Regions from separate parts of the Homo sapiens genome. Here region 1 is linked to region 2. The links are chromatin contacts, found by Hi-C or POLR2A ChIA-PET in ENCODE. All regions are on one chromosome and are shown on one strand. Each heading gives the region's core, a stretch centred on a gene start or an enhancer-like site at or near the end of the contact. The rest is flanking DNA. Distances are from core to core; before and after follow the strand shown. Region 1 holds the start of SRP14 (signal recognition particle 14). Region 2 overlaps EIF2AK4 (eukaryotic translation initiation factor 2 alpha kinase 4).

Evidence for each region. A loop is a pair of places that touch in the nucleus more often than their neighbours do. ChIA-PET counts read pairs that join two places held with the same protein, here RNA polymerase II (POLR2A). Pooled maps may share reads with other maps.
Region 1: a pooled map shows a loop between it and region 2 (7-fold over the local background). The contact joins the promoter of SRP14 here to the enhancer-like site in region 2. A Hi-C loop is called at or near these places in 4 of 168 maps with a recorded cell type or tissue (PC-3, chondrocyte, endothelial cell of hepatic sinusoid and 1 more) and 3 of 50 pooled maps. POLR2A ChIA-PET finds 5 or more read pairs at or near these places in 9 of 52 experiments (AG04449, H1, MCF 10A and 5 more).

Annotation. Positions count from the first base shown.
Region 1 is chr15:40,037,931-40,041,759 of GRCh38, reverse strand. It overlaps SRP14 (signal recognition particle 14), which reads left to right and starts at 2,579. Exons shown (of 5, transcript NM_003134.6): 1 at 2,579-2,667; 2 at 2,812-2,884; 3 at 3,366-3,478. The coding sequence starts at 2,644. It overlaps SRP14-DT (SRP14 divergent transcript), which reads right to left and starts at 2,449. Exons shown (of 3, transcript NR_040060.1): 1 at 2,312-2,449. LOC124903471 (a long non-coding RNA gene) reads right to left here. Exons shown (of 2, transcript XR_007064596.1): 2 at 3,351-3,829. RefSeq lists a silencer at 2,376-2,585 and enhancers at 1,671-2,615, 2,666-2,845, 2,866-2,915, 2,616-3,561.
Region 2 is chr15:39,968,394-39,972,352 of GRCh38, reverse strand. All of the region lies in intron 9 of EIF2AK4 (eukaryotic translation initiation factor 2 alpha kinase 4), which reads right to left. Among named protein-coding and RNA genes, the nearest start is that of EIF2AK4, 36 kb to the right of the region's middle. Within about 2 kb of position 2,277, at least 6 of the 41 ENCODE cell types and tissues checked have a DNase peak (open chromatin) inside an H3K27ac peak, as active enhancers do; they include PC-9, where a contact is called at or near this core.

The sequences.
Region 1 (3,829 bases), core at 1,330-3,829, 69 kb before region 2:
CTTAGGAGGCTGAGGCTGGAGGATAGCTTGAGCCTGAGAGGTGGACGCTGCAGTGAGCCGAGATTGCACCACTGCACTCTAGCCTGGGTGACAGAGTGAGACCCTGCCTCAAAAAGAAAAAGGAATCTGGGATGATTCATGGTTGTTTTTATTTGAGTAACTGGTCAGACGGTGGTGCCATTTAATAAATAGCAAAGATGTGGGAAGTAAAAAGTTTTGATTTGGTCACGTAATATCTGAGATGCTCATTACACATCCAGGTGGAACTACCAAGTGGACAGCTGAATATGCAAGTTTGGAGCTCAATACAGAGGTAAAAGCTATAATTAAAAATTGGGGAGTCATCTTCGCACACCTCAAGACTAGCAAAGATTAGAACAGTCTGGTGAAAACCCCTCCTATAGGGCCGCCAACACAAGACCACTTTGTGATGGCACCATATGAATAACCTCTAGCATGCGTGTCCAACCTTTTGGCTTCCCTGGGCCACATTGAAAGAATCGTCCTGGGCCATATGTAAAACACACTAACACTAATGATAGCTGATGAGATAAAATTTTTTTAAAAAGGGCCCATGCATAATTTTCATGATATCTGCCAATACAGATGAGCAAAAACATCCTCACATTCAAATGACTGGACACCCATGCAAGAGCCCTGGGCCTTGGTATTACTAGCTCAGAAGTCAAAGTCCTGGTTGAGAGCACCAGATTGACCCACGTTAGGTCATATGCTTGAGCCCAGGTGCTGAGGGCAGTTGAGAGAGTGACCCTCTGACCCTTCTATTTATTTATTTATTGCCTCTCACCAAAACCCACACAACAGGGGATTGCAAACAGGTTCAAATGCTGGAGAACCAAAAGCCAATACAGGTTGGCTACACAAGGTCATCAGCCTAGGGCAGGAAGTGGGCAACGGGCGCTGGCCATTTGGAAGAAAATGTGAAATCAGAGAGTGAACATATTTAAGCCATTAAGTTTGAATCTCCTAACTGGGCTCCTCATTTCCTGCCCTGTCTCTCTACAGTGCATTCTCCACAACACAGACAGGGGGATCTTTAAAAAATATAAATCAGATTTTCAGTGTTCTGTTGAAAACTTCCTTAACGAGTCTTCTCTTTGTATCTAGAACAAAATCCAGGCTTACTATGGTCACGGGCCCTACATAATCTGGTCCCCAGCTACCTCTCCATACTCCTTTACTCCTTGCTCCACAAGCCCTCCTCACCCCCACCCGCACCTGCCAGTCTTACAGACACAGGGCAACTTGTTTCCCCTTTGAAGGTTTTGCTCTAGCCGTTCCCTGTGTCTGAAACACTGTGTCCCTAGATCTTTGGATGGCTGGTCCTTTCAGCTTTCAACTCAAAGTTCTCCTTTTCGACGAGAACTCCCCTGACCCCAACCCAGGCAGTCCCCTTCCCACTCTCATTATACAGCCCTGCTTAGGCTGTCTCACGGAATTCATTATCTGAAGCTGTACTACTTACTTGTTTGCTTCATTGTTTATTTCCTCCCTGCCCCTTTAACCCAACTTCCAGGAAACCAGGAACTTAGCTTTTCTTATCCTGCTGCATCCCCAACCTCTACAACCGTGCCTGGCACAGACTGAGAGGCACTCAGCGAAAACCTCTTGTGTGGTGGAATGCTTGACTTTATAGAGGGCCCAGGGTTCAAGTTGGCTAGTGGCAGAGAGGGCTTACAACCTAGTTCTCCTGACTAATCAGAGGTAGAACTAAAGACTGGGCTCCAGCCCCTCATTTTTTTTTTTTTTTTTTTTTTTTTTGAGACGGAGTCTCGCTCTGTCTTCCAGGCTGGAGTGCAGTGGCGCGATCTCAGCTCACTGCAAGCTCTGCCTCCTGGGTTCACGCCATTCTCCTGCCTCAGCCTCCCGAGTAGCTAGGATTACAGGTGCCCGCCACCACGCCCGGCTAACTTTTTTGTATTTTTAGTAGAGACAGCGTTTCACCGTGTTAGCCAGGATGGTCTCAATCTCCTGACCTCGTGATCCACCCGCCTCGGCCTCCCAAAGTGCCGGGATTACAGGCGTGAGCCACCACGCCCGGCCCAGCCCTTCTGGCTAGAGCTGCAGGTCAGCGTTTAGGGAGAGTTTAAAGGATCTCTACAGGAACTTATAATGACAATAATGAAAAGAACAATAGCTGATACCTACTGAACACGCTCTATGTGCCAGGCACTGTTCTACGTATTTAATCTGAGTTTCATTTACGCTTCACGACCACACTGCGCGGTAGATACTATCATTACCCTTACTTTATGGATAAGGAAACTGAGTCACTGAGTTGTTAGGTTACCTGCCCAGCATACAGCTGAATATAAATCGTACGCTGCTATCAAAACTTTCTTTTGCTCTCACTCCGTCACACTGGCTGGGGTGAGACGATTTCTCGCATGTGACGACCCAGGACAGCCCCAGCGCCTCCGGGTCACAGGCCCCCGGACGTCCCAGGGCGCGGGCGCTAGGCGGGCGGGGAGGGGGGAGGGCGCAGGCCGGGATTGGTGGAAGAGAAGAGATTGGTGGAAGACAATGGAAGTCTAGTAGCGGAAGTCCCGCCCAGCCTAGGCCGAACTTCCGGCTCTCACTGCTAGGGGCTTAAGCGGAGGGAGTCGAGCCAGCGTCGCCGCGATGGTGTTGTTGGAGAGCGAGCAGGTATGGCTAGGCCTGGCCGGCCGAGGGAAGGGGGCGGCTCAGGCGTTACTCGAGACCTGTGCCTCCTGCAGGAGGACCAGGGCCTTGACGCGGCAGGACGAGGATTTGGGGCTGGCTAACGGGGCTGGGCCTGTTGTTTTCCAGTTCCTGACGGAGCTGACCAGACTTTTCCAGAAGTGCCGGACGTCGGGCAGCGTCTATATCACCTTGAAGAAGTGTAAGCAGCGGGAGGGGAGCCGGGCGATGCTCCCTGGGTTCCCGGTGTCTGGGAGCCACCGGAGTCTGTCTGCCGCGGACCGCCGCCTTCCTCTACCTTTCCCCACCCTGTACTGAGCACATTCGGGGCTTCGGGCCCGGAAAATAGTAGGGATTGTAGCTGGCTCAGTCCCCAGCACTGAGCCGCCTAGGTTGCTTCTGGTAACAATGGGCCCCAAGCAGCCCAGGGCTCTTTGTCAGGGATCCCAGACGCCGCCACTTTGAGTGGAATTTAACGTGCTTCGATATTACATGTTTCCGTCGTGGAAATAATAGTTTCTCCAGGGTTTCGCCAGACCGTGATAGCAGATGAGGTGTTTAACAAAACTAGAGCAGCGGGGCTGGGTTAGGTCATCACTTACCCCACTCCTCTGTTTTAACTGTTTGTCTGCCGCTCAGCCACGTACGCGGCCGTGTTCACCAGGATGCATTTTTTCCTTCAGATGACGGTCGAACCAAACCCATTCCAAAGAAGGGTACTGTGGAGGGCTTTGAGCCCGCAGACAACAAGTGTCTGTTAAGAGCTACCGATGGGAAGAAGAAGATCAGCACTGTGGTGAGCTTAATTTCTAAGGCTGTCTTTTGAAATGTAAAGACTTGAACTTAACAGAGGATGGGGCGTTTCTGAACCAGGCTTTTATTTGTTTTTCCCTTTTGCCCTGTGTGGCTATTTTTGAGACCAGGACCTTCCTATACTTTAGTAGTGGAAACCTCAAGAATAAAATAAGAAGGTAGAGGTCAGACAGTCGTTAGTTCTGCTAAAGCTCTTGTGGAAATGAAAGTAGCATATTGGTCCTTATTCGTAGTACTGTAAGGAGCAGCTGGCATAAATATTTGATTCCTTAGCCCCTTACTGTGCTGGGCCTTCAATAAGCAGTTTCTTGGTACCAGGTGATGCTATTATTTC
Region 2 (3,959 bases), core at 1,028-3,527:
TTTGAAATAGGGTCTTGCCGTATCGCCCAGGCTGCAGTGCAGTGGTGTGATCTCAGCTCATTCCAACTTCTGCCTCCCGGGCTCAAGCAATCCTCCCATCTCAGTAGCTGGGACTACAGGCAGGCACCACCAGGCCTGGCTAATTTTTATATTTTTTGTAGAGATAGGGTTTCACCACACTGCCCAGGCTGGTCTCCAACTCCTGAGCTCAAACAATCTGCCTGTCTCGGCCTCCCAAAGTGCTGGGATTACAGGCGTGAGCCACCGTGCCCGGCCTCATATACTTTCTTTTAATCTTCATTCCTTGAACCCATTAACTTACTGTTTAATGGTGTAATAGACAATTCTTGTTTTGTTTTTTAATGAAGAAAAACAAGCCATACCTTTAACCCAGGGCTTCTCAAAGTGGGGTCCCTGGCCAGTAGCATCAGTATCCCCTAAAAAATGTTAGAAATACAAATTCTACTATACCCCTGACCTAGTAAATCAGCATCTCTGGAGGTTTGGACAGTGATCTGTGCTTTAACAAGAGCTCCAAATGATTTCAATGCAAGCTAAAGTCTAAGTTAAAGTCTAAGTAGTTAAACTGTAACTGATTTAAGCTGGCCTTTTTTTTTAATTTTAATTTTTTTTTTTGAGATAAGGTTTTGCTCTGTCACCCAAGCTGGAAAGCAGTGTTGCGATCATCACTCATGGCAGCCTCGAACTCCTAGACTCAAAGCATCCTCTTGCCTCAGCCTCCTGAGTAACTGGGACTACAGGCGTGTACCACCATGCTGGAATGTTTTGTTTATTTATTTTCATTTTATTTTATTTTATTATGAGACGAAGTCTTGCTCTCTTGCCCAGGCTGGAGTGCAGTGGCACTATCTTGGCTCACTGCAACCTGCAACCTCTACCTCCCAGGTTCAAGCGATTCTCCTGCTTCAGGCTCTCAAGTAGCTGGGATTACAGGTGAGTGTCACCATGCATGGCTAATTTTTGTCTTTTTAGTAGATATGGGGTTTTGCCATGTTGGCCAGGCTGGTCTTGAACTCCTGACCTCAAGTGATCTGCCTGCCTCAGCCTCCCAAAGTGCTGGGATTACAGGTGTGAGGTATCACGCCCTGCTGTGCTGGAATACTTAAAAAAGTAGAGATGAGGTCTTACTATGTTGCCCAGGCAGGTCTTGAACTCCTGGACTCAAGAGATACTCTCACCTAGGCCTCCTGCAATGCTGGGATTACAGGCATGAACCACCATGCCAAGCTACTTTCATTACAACGGCCCAAGTAGTACGACTTGGTAGCACTTGACCTATAATTAAAACAATATACTTAAAAGAATCAACTGTCGTTGTGAGTTCTGGACTTAAAAATCTATACATACAAAGTGGTGACAGCAACTATCATAAATGGTAACTTTTTTTTATGTTGCAGCAGTAAAAAGCAAGGTACTCCTAATTTCATAGCTTGAACAGGCAAAAAAATTCTAATAAAACCATTTGTATAAGATACCGTATTTTCCTTTAAATTTAAAATTACTTTTTAATTATATCATTAAAACATATATACCTTCTCCTTGCAAATATTAAAACATTACTGATAATGATAAAGCCTTTGACCAACCTCCCCTTCCAATTCTTTCTTCCACTTAGGGTGTCTCATTGTAGAGATTTTTCTATGCATTTATACACATAAACATACAACCATCCAAACAAAATAGTATTGTTTTTTGATTTTTTTAAGCAATATCATCTTATATACATTATTCTTCAGCTTGCTTTTTTCATTCCACCATGTGTCTTGGAGCTCTTTCTAAGCCAGTACTTAAAGATTTTTTTTAAACTTCTGTATAGGCGTGGACCTACCAGAATTTATTTACACATTCTCCTACTGTTGAGATTATTTCCAATTTTTCACATTTTCACAAAATGCTGCAATGAGCATCCCTATATATGCCCTGTTGGGTTTCTGAATTGCGTTATCAACTGTAACTCAACTGTGACATAAATGTTATTGACTTGAAAGTAAATCTGGATCAGAAAAATGTTACAGCCTACCTAGAATGCACAGTATTTTTAAGAGATTTATAGCCACCAAGATCTCACTTTAAAAATGAACTTCTCTGAATCAATAATTTTGGCAACAGGGTAGCCGTATATAGAAAAGGTTCAGCTTTGAACAAAAAGGGATAAAATGCCTGGCAACACCCACATTTCTTCATAGTTCTCACTACTGAGGATGGTGATGAAAACCAGCACTGACTCAGTCTGGGCCAAGTGCCAGGCACTTTATGGCTGTTAACTAATTTAATCCTCACAACCACCTCATGAGGTAGGCAGTGCTATTATCCCAGTTTCACAGAGGAGGAAACGCAGGGCAGGGGGTTAATTCACTCAGCCAGTAGGACATAGAGGTGAGACCTGAACCCAGATGTTTTGACTCCAGAGTCTTACCCATCACAGAGGCTGATTTGAAACAAAATCTTGCTCCAAAGGGTGTTCACTAATATGTAAAAATATAACTACAAATGGAAGGTTGCTGTTTTCATTCTTTGTGAATGGCATTTTTCTTTTGTTAACCAGGGCTGGACAGCAAAGTTCATAAAAACAGTTCTTGGCAGCTCCTTAACCAAGCACAGTCTATCAAACCACTCCAGGGAGAGAAGTATACAAAATAGTCTAAAGAAAAATCTTGTTAAAAGAATAAGAAGGCCATGCGCTATGGCTCACGCCTGTAATCCCAGCACTTTGGGAGGCCGAGGTGGGCGGATCACGAGGTCAGGAGATTGAGACCATCCTGGCTAACATGGTGAAACCCTGTCTCTACTAAAAATACAAAACATTAGCCGGGTGTAGTAGCGGGCGCCTGTAGACCCAGCTACTCAGGAGGCTGAGGCAGGAGAATGGCGTGAACCTGGGAGGCGGAGCTTGCAGGAAGCTGAGATCGTACCACTGCACTCCAGCCTGGGCGACACAGCCAGACTCCATCTCAAAAAAAAAAAAAAAAAAAAAAGAATAAGAAATTGTGCTGATCTCAAGTTTAAAACTGACAGAGCATACAGCTATTTAAGAAGAGAACTAGGAAAGTTTTACCTACCGAGCCCATTCATTTTGCTACTAAACGGGAAAGGAAAGGTACTTCTACTTAAACCTCCCAGTACTGTTTTTAACAACACATGATGCTATTGCTAACCTTGACTAAATTACTCTTCATCAATGAAGAAGGCAGAACACTAAAGGTGACATTTTGAAGATGGAAATGAAACTTTCCATCTGTGATTCTATCATCATATTTGTCATTTTGGCCAACCTCATTGTTAGGGTGCATTTAAATAAATATGTTTAAAGCTCCATTGCATTAAAAAGATACCATAAAAGATTTCTTTAGAAATCTTAATATTTTCATATACTTCAAGGCGAGAAACCAACATAAAGAATCAAACTTGGCCCCTTTCCACAACTGTATGTATGTGTGTGTATATATATATATATATATCATATTCACTTTACACAAAAACAATCTCAAACACAGGTGCAGCTACTTTCACATCTGTAATGGTAAGACCATCAGTGACAGAGCATAACAATGTAAACCAGGCCAACTGGCTACTGCGATAGGTGGAATAGGGAAAGAAATGTGAAGGGTAAAAGAAATGTTGCAAATGGAAGAAGTGAATAAAAGCAAATGATTGGGAAAAAGAAGGTAAAAAACAAAGAGTGTCAGAAAGGGAAGAAACCAGCCCAGGTCAACTCCTGCAGGATAGCTGGACCAGAGGAGCATCTGGAAAAATCCAGACTGAAGGGATCTTATCTCCCATTTAACAGAAACTGACAGAACTTAGCTCTGGCTTGGACTGAAAACAGAGGCAGGACGAAATTAGAAAACACTTAAGTGAAGGACCTGGACAAACATCTTAGGCCTGAGGAAACATCTCAAGAAGGGTTCTCCCAAATTGGATAAAACTTGGCTTTGTAA